Regions from separate parts of the Mus musculus genome. Here region 1 is linked to region 2. A link is a loop called in an ENCODE intact Hi-C map of the cell type or tissue named here. Cell type or tissue: gastrocnemius. All regions are shown on one strand.

Region 1 (8,000 bases), 72 kb after region 2:
GTCAGTGACTGCAGCTTGCACCACTTCCCTTCCTTTGTGACCAGAGAGGTCTGCAGTTCAAGCCTCGCAGGTCTTCTGGGGCTGCCTAAGTTTGTTTGCTGTTCAAGTTTTCCTTTAGAAAGATCTTAGAAGCTTGTCTACTCCGTGATGTAACTCAGAGCATTGTGAACTACTGACATGGCTATTTTTAAATCCAACATTTCAGTTGCTTTATACCGTTTCCCAGGTTCTTTCCTTAACAACCTACCAGTGTCCATTTTTGACAGAACTAGGCCCCGGACCTGTGAGGTGTGGTATCTGTGTGTAGCGTGCCGCTTGCTGACGTCTAGTACATCCCTTGAGAGCTGAGACATAATCTCTGCTCTTGAAATAGTGTATTACGGTTTATAGTAAACCAAAATTGGGGTTACCTTTGGAAATTGTGTTAGTGCAAATAAGAAATAATGTGTACAAACTTTATTGACAAAATGATGCCTTTAAGAACTGTTTGTGAGCAAATGTTTTTCCTCTGTAGGAGTCTGGTTGCATGCTACACAGAGTCAACAGAATCCCTACAGTTTAGTATAGTACAGTTCCTACAGCGACTTGCTAACGACTTAAAAAGCAAGCCAACATTGCATTGCTAATCCCTGTATTGCATTCTGACTTAGAGGGAAGATTTGTCAAATGGGACAAACCACCAAGTTACTCTTTGCAAGTAGCCCAAACAGAAATAAGTAGAATGCTATTCAGAATTAGCAAAGGCACAGCCTTAAATTGCACACACTCCCCTGCTCCTTCCTTAGAATTGCACACTCCTCTGCTCCTTCCTTAGAATTGCACACACTCCCCTGCTCCTTCCTTAGAATTGCACACACTCCCCTGCTCCTTCCTTAAAATTGCACACTCCCCTGCTCCTTCCTTAGAATTGCACACTCCCCTGCTCCTTCCTTAGAATTGCACACACTCCCCTGCTCCTTCCTTAGAATTGCACACACTCCCCTGCTCCTTCCTTAGAATTGCACACTCCCCTGCTCCTTCCTTAGAATTGCACACTCCCCTGCTCCTTCCTTAGAAGTGCACACTCCCCTGCTCCTTCCTTAGAATTGCACACTCCCCTGCTCCTTCCTTAGAATTGCACACACTCCCCTGCTCCTTCCTTAGAATTGCACACACTCCCCTGCTCCTTCCTTAGAATTGCACACACTCCCCTGCTCCTTCCTTAGAATTGCACACACTCCCCTGCTCCTTCCTTAGAATTGCACACTCCCCTGCTCCTTCCTTAGAATTGCACACTCCCCTGCTCCTTCCTTAGAATTGCACACACTCCCCTGCTCCTTCCTTAAAATTGCACACTCCCCTGCTCCTTCCTTAGAATTGCACACACTCCCCTGCTCCTTCCTTAGAATTGCACACACTCCCCTGCTCCTTCCTTAGAATTGCACACTCCCCTGCTCCTTCCTTAGAATTGCACACACTCCCCTGCTCCTTCCTTAGAATTGCACACACTCCCCTGCTCCTTCCTTAAAATTGCACACTCCCCTGCTCCTTCCTTAGAATTGCACACTCCCCTGCTCCTTCCTTAGAATTGCACACACTCCCCTGCTCCTTCCTTAGAATTGCACACACTCCCCTGCTCCTTCCTTAGAATTGCACACACTCCCCTGCTCCTTCCTTAGAATTGCACACTCCCCTGCTCCTTCCTTAGAATTGCACACTCCCCTGCTCCTTCCTTAGAATTGCACACACTCCCCTGCTCCTTCCTTAGAATTGCACACACTCCCCTGCTCCTTCCTTAGAATTGCACACTCCCCTGCTCCTTCCTTAGAATTGCACACACTCCCCTGCTCCTTCCTTAGAATTGCACACTCCCCTGCTCCTTCCTTAGAATTGCACACTCCCCTGCTCCTTCCTTAGAATTGCACACACTCCCCTGCTCCTTCCTTAGAATTGCACACTCCCCTGCTCCTTCCTTAGAATTGCACACACTCCCCTGCTCCTTCCTTAGAATTGCACACTCCCCTGCTCCTTCCTTAGAATTGCACACACTCCCCTGCTCCTTCCTTAGAATTGCACACTCCCCTGCTCCTTCCTTAGAATTGCACACTCCCCTGCTCCTTCCTTAGAATTGCACACACTCCCCTGCTCCTTCCTTAGAATTGCACACACTCCCCTGCTCCTTCCTTAGAATTGCACACTCCCCTGCTCCTTCCTTAGAATTGCACACACTCCCCTGCTCCTTCCTTAGAATTGCACACTCCCCTGCTCCTTCCTTAGAATTGCACACTCCCCTGCTCCTTCCTTAGAATTGCACACTCCCCTGCTCCTTCCTTAGAATTGCACACTCCCCTGCTCCTTCCTTAGAATTGCACACACTCCCCTGCTCCTTCCTTAGAATTGCACACTCCCCTGCTCCTTCCTTAGAATTGCACACTCCCCTGCTCCTTCCTTAGAATTGCACACTCCCCTGCTCCTTCCTTAGAAGTGCACACTCCCCTGCTCCTTCCTTAGAATTGCACACTCCCCTGCTCCTTCCTTAGAAGTGCACACTCCCCTGCTCCTTCCTTAGAATTGCACACTCCCCTGCTCCTTCCTTAGAATTGCACACACTCCCCTGCTCCTTCCTTAGAATTGCACACACTCCCCTGCTCCTTCCTTAGAATTGCACACACTCCCCTGCTCCTTCCTTAGAATTGCACACACTCCCCTGCTCCTTCCTTAGAATTGCACACTCCCCTGCTCCTTCCTTAGAATTGCACACACTCCCCTGCTCCTTCCTTAGAATTGCACACTCCCCTGCTCCTTCCTTAGAATTGCACACTCCCCTGCTCCTTCCTTAGAATTGCACACACTCCCCTGCTCCTTCCTTAGAATTGCACACTCCCCTGCTCCTTCCTTAGAATTGCACACACTCCCCTGCTCCTTCCTTAGAATTGCACACTCCCCTGCTCCTTCCTTAGAATTGCACACACTCCCCTGCTCCTTCCTTAGAATTGCACACTCCCCTGCTCCTTCCTTAGAATTGCACACTCCCCTGCTCCTTCCTTAGAATTGCACACTCCCCTGCTCCTTCCTTAGAATTGCACACACTCCCCTGCTCCTTCCTTAGAATTGCACACACTCCCCTGCTCCTTCCTTAGAATTGCACACTCCCCTGCTCCTTCCTTAGAATTGCACACTCCCCTGCTCCTTCCTTAGAATTGCACACACTCCCCTGCTCCTTCCTTAAAATTGCACACTCCCCTGCTCCTTCCTTAGAATTGCACACACTCCCCTGCTCCTTCCTTAGAATTGCACACACTCCCCTGCTCCTTCCTTAGAATTGCACACTCCCCTGCTCCTTCCTTAGAATTGCACACACTCCCCTGCTCCTTCCTTAAAATTGCACACTCCCCTGCTCCTTCCTTAGAATTGCACACTCTCCTGCTCCTTCCTTAGAATTGCACACACTCCCCTGCTCCTTCCTTAGAATTGCACACACTCCCCTGCTCCTTCCTTAGAATCGCACTCACACTCTCCTGTTTTTTTCTTTTTAGGATGTGATGAGATAGAGATAATTGTGCTTGAAGCTGACTCTCCTGAACGTTTATGAACTGAAGCAGTAGGAAGTACATAGGATATATCTTGCTGTCTTCCTGTCTAGGTCACAGTGCCATTGAGGAGGTACTTGCTGAGTAGCACACCTTCTCCTGTGTTAAGAAAGGACAGTTGCTGTAAAATGGGACATAAGTCACAGAGCTCAAGATTTTCTCACAGGAAAGGAAGAAGCCGGTTTGAACTCCAGGCTTAGTGTTGGCAGCCCTGTGCTGTTACCACAATGGGAAAGTGACAGCGAAGTGGGTTCGAGGACCCACAATGCTCCTGCTCTGCATCTTAATGCCCAGCACACTGAGCTGTTCAATAGAAGCAGGCTACTAAAGCACAGTTGTCATTTAAGTAGTTGGCTGTGACCATTACACTTCACACGCCAGTGACAGCCTGGCCATAGCCTTGGGTCTCTTACCCAGGGTGCCTCTGTATTCCTTTACCTCTTCTGGATCCCTTTCCTGCATCTTGTCTCCTGTCTCCACATGAGGTACCACTTGATAGAAATCTAGTGAGCAGCATCGTTCTTAAAAATATTTGATGGTTCCACTAGAGCAATGCAACCTCTGTACAAGTGTGTCTCGTTTTCTGCTTCATGTACAAGTGGTACCTGGCTAGGGTTTTCTATTTGTTTCTTAAAGTAGAAATAGGTACACAGGACAAGGGGACTGATGTCTATTATTTTAACTACAACTATAATTTTGAAAAAGAAGCTCTGTGTTCTATCCCTCCCAAAACAGTGAGAAACCTCCCTTGGGAGAGGAGGGGTGATGTCTCAGTGTGCGTACATAGGTTCAGACACACTCAGAAAGCAAAATGCCTTTCAGATACAAGGCCCCTTTGCTGTCACTAATAATTCTTAAACTTGGAAATCAGGCCACATTGCTTCCAGAGTTCATTTTTATAGCCCCCCCCCCCCCCCCCCGTTACTAAAAAGGGGAGTTTGGAAAATCTGGGTGTGATGTTTGTGGTTGCTGTAATTTTGGTAGATTGCATCATGTTGTGGTAGGCTTGATTGACCCAGAGTCACTTGTGCCTCGAACAGGTAAGGAGTATGGATCAGGGAGACAGTAGGAGGGGCCACAGTCTTCTTAGAAATGGCCATCTTGAGCCGGGCAGTGGTGGCGCACGCCTTTAATTCAGGCACTTGGGAGGCAGAGGCGGGCAGATTTCTGAGTTCGAGGCCAGCCAGGTCTACAAAGTGAGTTCCAGGACAGCCAGGGCTACACAGAGAAACCCTGTCTCGAAAAACAAAAAACAAAAAGAAAAGACATGTCCATCATTCACAACAGTGTAAGGCATACTTGCTGGGATCGCTGTTTTTGTGATCATTGAGTTTTCTCTGCTTATATTTATAGAGTTTGTCTCTTTTACAAAAACTGATTCTTTTATACTCTTTTACTACGTGGGGAATTTTTAGCATATTCTGTTGTCAAACATAGTTTTACTTCATTCGTTTAAATGATTTCATAGTATCTGTATGGGGTAAGCCTGTGGAAGAGAATGTATGTAAGTATACTGTTTGAATTGTATCTGGACTTCTCTCTTACATTGATCTTTAATACTATTGACGTCTGGAAATTCCAGAGTGGTGTTTACTGGGAAAAAAAGGGGCTTTTTTTCTAAACGAGAGTGGCTCCTTGTGCAGGGCAGCTTTTCCTCGTAGTATATTTATTTGATAGTCTTGTTTACAGAAATTGCATGGTATTCATCTCATAAAACAGAAATGTTTACTTGCTGATGAGTTTGGCTTCCGAGTAGAAGGGCGGACTATAGTGAGTGGTGTGAACTGGGCCCGGCCTGAGTGTGGGTTCTGGAATAGAAGCCCCTGCCTCTGTGTACACGTATGGCTGCAGTTAGGGAAAGGCGCTGTGGAGGCAGTTTCCCGTTTTGTCTTCCTTAGTGTGTTAGTGACGACAGTCAGAAAGACGGGACTCCCTGGCCAGCAGTGAGGGTGCTCTGCCCTCCCCACCACCTGGCAGTCAGGAACTCAGCTGCCTGTCCTCTTAGCTCATCTTGACCTACAGTAGTTGGCTCCTGTGGGCTGAGCTGTGAGGCCTCCAGAGCTCCCATGACATCAGCGGGGTGTGAGTGCTGAGTCAGCTCTCAGTGCTTTATGGTAGTGAGGCAGGGCCTCAGTCCCTGTCATTTGGAAGATTATTCAAGTGCTCTAGTGACACCTTAGAGATCACTGTGGACTGAGCAGAGCCATATGGAAGCCAGTCGTTATGTGGCATTTGAAACCAAAAATCTTGCTAATTCTTCCCCTACTCCCAGTTTTAAAAAACAGTTTTGTTCATGTGCAGAAATGTCAGACAGGGTAATTTGATATTCTGTGTAGAGACTATTTGAGAGAAACATGGTTTAAAATTTTTAATGATAGTAATTTTTGCTTGTATTCAGTCAATATGATGTGTCTCTGGATTAAAAATTGTAATTTTGGAACTATTACTGATGTATAAAAATGATGGTTTTTAAGCCATCTATTTTTTAAAGATTTGTTTTTAATTATATGTATGTATGTGGGCCTATGTATACTTGATTCTGGGTTCCCACAGAGGCAAGAAGAGGGCGTGAAATTCCCTGGAGCTAGTTATGTGTTGCCTAATGTGGGTGCTGGGAACTGAACTCAGGTCTTCTGCAAGAGCCATGAGTGGCCTTTACTGCAAACCAGAGTGTTAGCCCCTAGACTACCTTTTTGACAGCTTCACCTCCTTCTCTTACTGAAAGCATTCCATTTTTGTCAATATTTTAAGAAGACTTACCAATGTTGTATTTGTCTTGTGTGTGTGGTCTGTAAAGGTTTTGCTTTGGGCATATGGAGAAAATCATCCTTTGGTTCGCCTTTATTTGAGCTTGTAGGAAATGAAAAATTATATAAACAACCTAAGTATCAATGTAGATGAGGTGCTAAGTAAATGGTAATAAGCACCAGAGGCCATCTGAACGCGCTCATCTCCGGCTGAGCGATGATTTTGTGTTGTGAAAGGTTAGCTTTTCAACTGCAGGACTTAATTACTTTTCAAATGAATATTTCATAGCAGTTCCTTTAACTGTGCACATACAGCAGAATCCCTAGTCTGCTCTCCATGTGGCCGACGCCGAGCAGCTGGGACGAAGGTTCAAAGTAGTATTGTAAGTCAGTGCTTCCCAGCAGTCACCGAGCCAGCTCCTGTCCGGACTGTGCCGCACAGCATCCACTTTCGAGTTTGTCTGCACTGGCACTGGCTTCGGTTTCCCCACACCGGAACCTGCCTCTTTTACCCAGTGCTGGATGTTATTCTAAGCAGTGTGTCCCAGGCTGAGCAACCTCCCCACTCCCTCAATGTATGTAAAGGGCCTGCCATTCAAGAGAGTGAGTGGCCGTGGGTATCCTGTGGTCTCCTTTAGTAGAATTTAGTAGAAGAAATCAAATCTCTGTGTTGACACATATATATTCATTATATAAAACATAGGTTAAGCTTACATTAAGTTTAGAATATAAAAAGCTCACAAGCTAAAAGTTGCCATAACTCAAATCGAAATAACTATCTTTAACTTCTCTTTTAGCTCTTTTCTATGAAACATGGCTTTAGATACTTGGAATATGATGTAGAGTGGTGCTTACTAAGTTTTGAGACAGCATTTTTTTATTGTTAGCTTGATTGTTAAAACATTTTATTTTAAGCCAGCCATGGTGGTGCACAGCTTGTCCCAGCAGGGAGGCAGAGACAGGCAGTTCGCTGAGTTTGAGACCAGCCTGGCCTAGAGAGTTAGTGCCAGGGCTACCCAGAGAAATCCTGCCTCAAAACAACAAACAGCAACAACAACAACAAAAACAAGACCCAAACAAACAACAAAAAACCAACCAACCAACAAAAAAAAGCATCAAAAAGTAGTATTTAAATTACATTTATAATTATAGTTCATGAAAAATTCATTAATCTTTAGTAAGTTCTCAGACTATTCGGCATTTAAAGGTCTTTGGTTTTGTGGGCAGTATGCGCCTGTTTTCATTACTGGGATGTGTTTTCAGGTATCTCTAGTCTTGGCTTTTATTGCATTTGCTATTGGTAAAATACCGGTACACCTGGCGAGCTCAGCCTGCACACGGGCCGCGGCTCTTGTAGGCATCTGTCGGAAGTTTGGAAGCTGATGGCCATTTCCTTCTGGTTAATGAACTAGTCCTCATCTGCATGCAGTGTAGGGCTCTGGAAAGCACAGCTCGCCATTTCTTGTTTAACGTACATTGGTTCAGAACAACGTCAGGACTGTCCACAGCATCTTAACCCCAAGCTTGACCAGCTCTCTTCTGGGCTGTACAAGTTCAGGGGGAAGGTCACTTCAATACAAAGACTGCGTTCGCTGCCTGTTTCTGGCTCCTCTAACAAGTACAGGGACTGAAAGTTACTTTTAGACTTTGTTACTGGGTATAACATTTTCTTACCTGTTTGTCT
Region 2 (8,000 bases):
GCTGCTGCTGCTGGTGGGTTCCAGCAGTGCTTCTGGGGCCTCCGCTTAGCCATCTTACAGGAGTAAGACTGGCTTCTTCCAGGATGAGGGAGGACAAGCTGAACTTCATGGGAGAGGATCTTCTTGGTCGTTGCTTCTTCCTCCCATGTTTAGGCTGTAGATCCCTTTCGCAGCCCCTCGCATCTGTGCCCGCCAGCTGCCGCTCTGCCCTTGCCTGTATCCAGGGCCATCAAATTCCTGTGCCCTGCCAGCCTTTCTGGTCCACTGCATGTAAGCAGCTCAGGTAGTCACTGTCTGTCCGTCTGTTTATGGCTTCCACATTTTGCTGCAGTTGTTCCTGTACTCAGGAGTTTGTTAGAAGAGCAGACAGAGCGGGCAACCAGAAGCAAGCAGTATTGCCATTTTGTTTAGGAGGGAATGACTCTAGATGTGAGCTTGAACCTGCTACCTTCCTGCAGATGTCTCTGTAGGTTATAAATGTGGAAGTCAGAAAGGTAGAAGTTTGGCTTCTTCTGTACCTTCAGGTCTGCTTGGGGTTTTCTCCTGCTCCGTACAGACTTTTTTAACTTCTGTGAATATGTACACAATTGTGGGTGACAATCTGTCCAATAAACAGAATTTTTACAGACATTAAATATAATCAACAGCCTCAAAGAGTCATGTATATTCTGTTTTTTGTTGTTGTTGTTTTTTGCCTCCCCCCCCCCCCCCCCCCACCAGTGGCTTTGATTGTTCACATAAATTGAAAATGCGGTCTCTTTTGTGTCTTGGAAGTTACTTCATTTAAATATGACTTAATATACTTCACTCTCTGTGCAGACATCTTAAAATTACTTGTGATCACAGTCTGTCCTGTAATGTCACTGACCTACACAACACATCTCACACAGCATAATAAGAGTTGTTATGGGCTGGAGAGGTGGCTCACCAGTTAAGAGCACCTACTGCTCTTTGGAAGGTCCTGAGTTCAAATCCCAGCAACCATATGGTGGATCACAACCAACCGTAATGAGATCTGACGCCCTCTTCTAGAGTGTCTGAAGACAGCTACAGTGTACTTACATATAATAAATAAATGAATCTTTTTTTTTTTTTAAAAAAGAGTTGTTATAATGCTGTTTGTTTCAGAGATATTTCCCATTAACAATATGTGGGTCTCCCTCGCCCTCCCCCTTCCCCTCCCTCTCCACCCCCTCCCCCCCCCGTGTGTGTGTGTGTGTGTGTGTGTGTGTGTGTGTGTAAGTGGTCCATTGGCACATTCCTTTCCTTCCCTTGCTCTCAGCACTTACCACACTTTTGGCTCCTGACAAAGGGTGTGTTGGGCAGACTGTCCTTCATACCGTCATCCATCAGCCCTGTACTCCTCCTGTAACTGCTTCTGTAGCTGTGGACTTTCTGGAGTGTGTGCTGGAGCATCCTCTGGGGAACCCTCCTTCCCCTTCCTCCCCAGATGTCCACAGTTGACACTGTTGTCCGGGACATTGCTGGAGCTCCTGGAAAGCAGCACAGGCAGGCAGTTATCTCACTGGACAAAGTCTGTGCAAGAGGTGCTTGTGGAGGGCAGAGGGCCAGGCCGGGTGCCCTGGTGGGCTCGGAGGTACAGCTGGTGGTTGGTGTTGGCTAGAAGGTTTACCTGCTAAGGGCAGGAGTGTGTGCTGGGAGCCCCTTTACATGGATGCAAACTGGGCTGAGCAGGATGGGGGTGTCCTGCCCTCATCTTGATAGTACACGTGCATGCACATTGTTTGCTGTGGAAGGGTGGCCTAGATGTGACACTGGAATGTGTGATTTCCTAACCAGCTGCATCAGAAAGTACTTGAGTAGTACCCAAGTAGGGTCATGATCAGAAAGACATGTGATCTTTTTTCCACTTTGTTTGTATGTGGAAATCATTGCAGATGGAGCGGCTGGTAACCCACAGACATTTATTCTTTCAATGTGGTAGTCCAAGACCAATGTGCTGCCAGGACCTGTTTCCTGATGCGTGGCCCCTGCTTTCTGCATGTGCACCTGGAAGACAGGGGGCCACCTGGGTCTGAAGTCTCATGTAAAAGGTCTCTCCTTAAAGCTGACTATCTAATTACTCCCCAAAGGGTGAGCTCCTGCCACCTCACTGTGGCCACGAGGGGTAGATTGCCAGTGTAAGCATTGTGGAGGGATACTTAAGACAAAACTTAATAGTGAATTAGTTATTTTTGTACAAAGCCACCCAGAACTATATATGATAGCTCTTTAGATATTTAAAAAGCTGGGCTTAGTGTCACACACCTTTCATCCCAGCACTCAGAAGCCAGAGAGATAGGTGCATCTCTGTGAGTTTGAGGCCATCCTGGGCTACATAGTGTTCCAGGGCTGCTTGAGCTACATAGGACTGTGTCTCTGAGGGGTATGAGGAGATTAAAAGAAAAGATTTAAAGATGAATTTTGGTTATAGTTTTAATGATTCTTGTGGTATTTTCTATTATATCAGTGTGGAATAGGAAGATTTTAAAGAATTCAGCTACATTGTTCTAAAAAGGTGTCAGTCTCAGAATAGCAATCATGGTGATACACATTTTTAAGGAAGTCATAGCTTGTAAAAATTACTCATTGAAAAGTCTTCCTTAAAATATCTGTTTCCATTCAGGATGCTCATTTCTTTTAAATTGACATTCATTGTAGGAAATATTTGTATGTTTTAAAAATGAGTTTAAAGACTTGCAACTTTGTGTCAAAGGCCATATTCTCATAGTAACTTTAGAAAATTTCCTTAATGATACTTCCTGTACAACCAAGAAATAAAACAAAACACAAACAAACAACAAGCCCCAAATGTTGCCCGACATTCGCAGGCCTTGCTCAGGAAGAGGGCCACTCTTCTTTTGTTGCTTCAGGCTCTGCCTGTCAGAAGGGAGGAATAATTATGGTTTTTTTTTCTTTCTTTTTTAGATTAATTTGTACATTTATGTACATTAAAGTGCTCAGTGTAATTTACTATATTTGCCTTATAAATATTGGCAGAATTCCATCCTTAATGAGTTTGTAGGTCAGTAATCCAAATAAACCTAATTTACTGAAAACAGTGAGCTAAGGGCCTCTATAGTTCATATTGATCTGGCTGTCTGAGGGGTTGGCTGGACATGGGGACCGTGTCTACTCTGCTTTTCTCACTAATATCAGACTTGACGGTATGTGAGCAGAAGTCCACCAAGAATTAATGACAGATAGGATATGAAGAGATACATTTGTCAAAAGTGAACTTTAAAATGGATTCCTTAATAGAGAGTCTTAGAAACAAAACAAAAATAAATGTGACATTATCTTGTGGGAAAAATTAGTTCTGAGAAAGTTGTAGAGTCTCATTTAGCAACTTTAGACACCTGTTGAAAATATTTTAAGAATATCACTTCTATAACATTTCCGTGTTTCTTGTTATAAAACATAACAACTGACAGCTATGACTATTACTAGCTCTGTTGTGAATGGTGCAGTAAGCTGTGAGGCTGGAGCAGGGCCAGCCATGGATAAGGATGCCCATGCCCGTCGTTCCCAGAGGGTCACCATCCCTGTGGGAGTGTTACCCATGCTTGCTCTCGTCTACCTAGGCAATTCTAGATCTAACTCCTGGATTATGGTGTCCTTGAAGAAGGACAGCTGGTGGCTAGAATGCCCCTACTGGCCTGGACCCCATTCTCTCATGTGACAGCAGACAAATCTGGGGAGAGCTTTGTGCATTTTGGAGAACACCATCCTTCCTGCTTGTGCCAGCAGTGCCCTTTTGTAGTGCTGCGAAGCTCAGAGCCCTACTTTGGGCTTGAGGGCTGAGGCAGGGTTCGGGCACAGCTTCCTGTGAGATGGCTGTGTATGGCAGACCCAGCCTAACGCGGAATGCAAAGCACCCTGGCTCCAGAGGCTGAGCATACCTGAATATACCCTTACTCTAGGGCTTGGGGTAGCAGATATAGTAGCACATTAATTAACTGAGGTAAAGCTCAGTCTCTGTCTTTGATCTCGATAGCTTACATTTTTCTTGTGCTTTCTAGCTTTATTTATAAGAGCTTGTTTGAACTAAGTCTTGTCAAAGATCAATCTGTGTGGTATTTTAGAATCCATGGAACATGAATTCTCAATCTGCCAGGAAAATAGAAAGCCCTTGAAAATCATATTTAACATGGGGCATACATCACATGGATAGGTGTATAAGAATTGTGCTGTGTTTGAACATAATCTGTATGCTAATTTTTTAAAGTATTATGTTGGACTCTGGAGCAAATCAGAAATAGTAGGTTTTACTAAATCTCATTCTCTTGTAGCCATCCTTAGTAATGATTCTCCTTCCCCTGACTGGCAATTTTCTTTATGTTTTATAGTTGAGATTTCCATTCTTGTATTTTAATATGTGGAACCTTTGGGTTTCTAATACACTAGAAATGCCTTTATAGTTTATCTCAATAAATTTGATGACTAGAAAGTAAGTGAGCCCTCTACCCTTTTGATAATCTGCAAGAAGAAAGACGACTTGCTAACAGAGATGTACCAGCAGGGCTGAATCTAATAACTTTCCTGGCTTCGTGTTTATTGTGTACAAAGGTGGTGACATTTTGCAGGTCAGGAATACCATAGCTTATTTTCATGTCTTGTTCTTTGCAATACCTAGCTAGCCCGGTGCCAGACAGGCCATAGGTGGCGGATTAGAGAAGGGCTTGCTAAGGGAACACACGGAGCAACCCCCCAGCAAACGCCACAGAGGGTTCTGTTTACCTCTGTCGCGGGCAGGGTGGAAAGCAGTCTCGCACAGTGCTTTTGAATGTTATAACCATAATAACAAGGTTCCCCTTTTTTCTCTGTCCTTAGTTTTAGAAGGTACTGAGACTGAGTAAACAACCCTCTGGATGTCCACCGTGATTTTCTGATGTCTGTGATCCTGAAGTGTGTGGTGGTAGGAAGGAGTGCTGGGGTAGACTCTGGACTTCAGCCTTGGCCCCTCAGATCTGTGTCCTTTTTGTTGAGCAGAGCATGAATGTTAAATATGTTAAAGCAAGCCGCTGGGACCTGGTGTTTGGTACATCATCACATCCTGTCTCCCCATCTTCCTTGTCATCCTTTTTCAATTCTCACTGCTCAGTTTTAGGCATTGATTTTCAGTCTGTATTGTTTAGTGACTTGGTAGACATTCATCAGTCATTTCCCTCCTTCAGGTCCGACTAGGGCAGAGAGAGGCATGAGGTTTAAGCACAGTGCTGAGGGATAAAGCTGCTTTATCCCCTCGCGCTTCAGCCTGGGGACACTGATGTCACCCGATGGTCACATGCAGCTTTTACCAGGGATTGCCTCATGCAGCCTGAGCTGGCAGGCCTCCTGGCTCCAGGCCTGTGCATGAAGCCTTTCTCTCCTCTTCTTCCTCTCACCCACCATTCTTCCCAAGACACCATGTAGGCTGAGCCTGTGTGTGCCATGTTGGGCAGGCTGTTCTTACCGACTTGGAAGCTTTAACTGGGAGCAGGGAGCTTGCCTTTCCCTTTACCCTGGTACCTTGAAAAGTGTCTTTCATAGGATGGTGCTATTGGGTATGGGCTCTGTGGGTCAAGCACAAATCAAACAAAATATTAATACACTTTTGTTTGTTATATTAAAAGCAGACAGTGGTCTGACAGAAAGTCTGCGTATGAATACTGCATTGAATTCCACGTACATGATGTACAGACCAATGAAAAATGTTAAATTTTCAGGTTTGATTGTTTCTTCCAAAAGAGATTTTATAGTACTAGTAGTAAGAACAATAACAACAACAAGTCCTTAGAATTCAGTTAATTTTTTTTCTGTATATATTCAAATTTCAGCATTTAGTGGTGTTGAACAGAAGATGGGAAACATTGAAATGTGCCAGGAGGCCAGGTCATGCACAAATTTTGATTTCCATACGAAGCTAATTGTAGCTTAAAGACTGCACTGCCATTGAGTGGGCTCCGCTGTCACTACAGTGTACAGGAAGGAATCCTTCGACGTAGGATATTGATGCTTTGTGAAATCAAAGTAGGCCAAAGGGAGATGAACTAATGCTAGTCTCTACTACATTCTAAACATGTGGAGGAGACGTTAGGATTTCTATAAAAATCACTGTGAGAGTTAGTGACCTATGACCACCGGCAGGGCCCAGAGCTAAGGGACAATGAGGCTGAGCATGGGAGGATATGCGATGGAGCATGGGAGGATATGCGGTGGGAGGATATGCGATGGAGCATGGGAGGATATGGGATGCAGATGCTGTGATTTGGTGTGGTCTGTGTCTTTGTGGTCTGCTTGCGCTTTAGAGCTGTGGCACACAATGAATTGTCTGCCACTTGGTATGTTCAGGACTTTGATCTGAGGCGCCTTCTCTACTGAAAGGAGAGCCTGGGTTCTGGGTCTCTGGATGCCTCTGGGGGTCCGGGTTCCTTAGTTCCACCTGTCTCCCAGCCTCAGGCCTGCACTATGGAACCCTGTGTAGTTTTGTAGATTAAAAATACAGGGACAGGCTGCTGGTAACTTGTTCTAGTGTGACAACTCATGCAAGAACCTCTTCTGTGTGGCAGAGCACCACCCTGCTGTCCTGGACTCTGACATCACCTTATAAGGGACCCTTGACCTCTACATTTTGCCTCTGTTTGTGACTTGATATCCCTCATCTCTTTCTTGTCTTTTTGATGAAACTTTGACTACTTCACAAAGCTCAGCTGCATTCTGCTTTGTAGTCCTAGTCTCTTTCCAGAAGGTCTGCAGTATCATGTTGTGTTGCATGCTGGGAAGGGAAACATGCATCTTAAAGTAAAACAGCTTGTCTGTGCTGATAGCCAAATACTCTCTTTCAAAAATCACTTATTCTTTAATTATGCACCTGTGTGCACTTGAGCGTAGGTGTAGGTGCCCTCCAAGTCCTGAGGCATCCGATTCCTTGGAGCTGGAGTTACAAATCCTTGCAAGCTACCTCGAGTGAGTGCCGGGAACTGAAGTTGGGCTTTCTGCATAAGCAGTTCACACTCCTCACTGCCAAGTCATCTCTCTAGCCCCACTCTTGGTGCTAGAGTTTATCTCTCTTAAAAGACTACCTTGCAGTCCCTTACTAAGTACAGTTGAGAACCCCTTACCGAAAATATCTGAGGCCAGGTTGGGGTCTTCGGGTTTTATTGCATCTGCATTTATAAAATGGGCCGCCTCAAGGTGTGGGACTCTAAACAGGACACTGACACACAGTCTGCAGGAATTTAATACAGGATTTTTACTTGTGTTTTGACCTGAGACCAACACTTGAGGCCAGTTGTCTAGTGCACCATTAGTACTTACACAGTTTGTTTTAGATAATGAATGTTCAGCCAGAATAAAATCTAGATAAATGCTTGTAGCTGATAGCCATTTACTACCCATCAGGCTGTCTTGCCTTCATTAAACTGACCGTGTGTATGCCGTGTGGTAGAAACCACAGTTTGTGAAAGAAAAGGTTTCTTTTGGGAAGCGAATGTAGGCGTGCACGGATAGTGAGGTGTGTGAGCTTTGCACGGTCAGAGCTGGGGAACTAAACAGAGTGTTAGTAACTGGACTCAATGATGGCCGTGATGAGGAAGTTCCTGAGAGAAGAGCGGAATTGTTTGCACAGTTCAAAGTGGACTGCTCTTATAAGATGAAATGAGGAAGGCTAAGTGAGGTGAGATGCTTCACAGTGCCAGCCAAACTGGCTGCCCGGTGGCTGTGCAGATCTTGGGCTATGGCTTGCCACTGGGCTGTTTCTCCCTGCCAGCTGCTGTACACGGGAAAGCCAGGCTCTGTTTAGATTTAAGCGTGTGGGGCTTTTGTCAGTGAGTTGTTTGTTGTTCCTGGATCTGAGGTCCCTGGGGGGCGGGGCAGGGGTCACACTGAAGGCTGCATTGCCACACTTTGTTGTTGTTTGATAGTATGGAGATTGACAGTGCAGATTAGAATATAGAGTGTTACATGGTATAGAGCGTTATGTAGTCTAGACTGTTGCGCAGTTCTGGTCTTGCTGTTAC

The links. Hi-C counts contacts between places; a loop is a spot of excess contacts. Peaks named below come from ENCODE experiments on the same cell type or tissue, not always from the same donor. Only the 100,000 strongest peaks of a DNase experiment are listed, where the experiment ranks them.
Region 1: it touches region 2 in a loop (6-fold over the local background); 2 of 42 quality-filtered maps call a loop at or near these places.

The regions. Positions count from the first base shown.
Region 1 is chr17:5,145,325-5,153,324 of GRCm38, forward strand. All of the region lies in intron 4 of Arid1b (AT rich interactive domain 1B (SWI-like)), which reads left to right. Among named protein-coding and RNA genes, the nearest start is that of Gm34854, 75 kb to the right of the region's middle. In gastrocnemius, no CTCF peak of the experiment used is centred here; no DNase peak of the experiment used is centred here; H3K4me3 peaks cover 308 bases; H3K27ac peaks cover 2,351 bases.
Region 2 is chr17:5,073,484-5,081,483 of GRCm38, forward strand. All of the region lies in intron 2 of Arid1b (AT rich interactive domain 1B (SWI-like)), which reads left to right. Among named protein-coding and RNA genes, the nearest start is that of Arid1b, 82 kb to the left of the region's middle. In gastrocnemius, no CTCF peak of the experiment used is centred here; DNase peaks (open chromatin) are centred at 3,543 and 7,744; H3K27ac peaks cover 783 bases.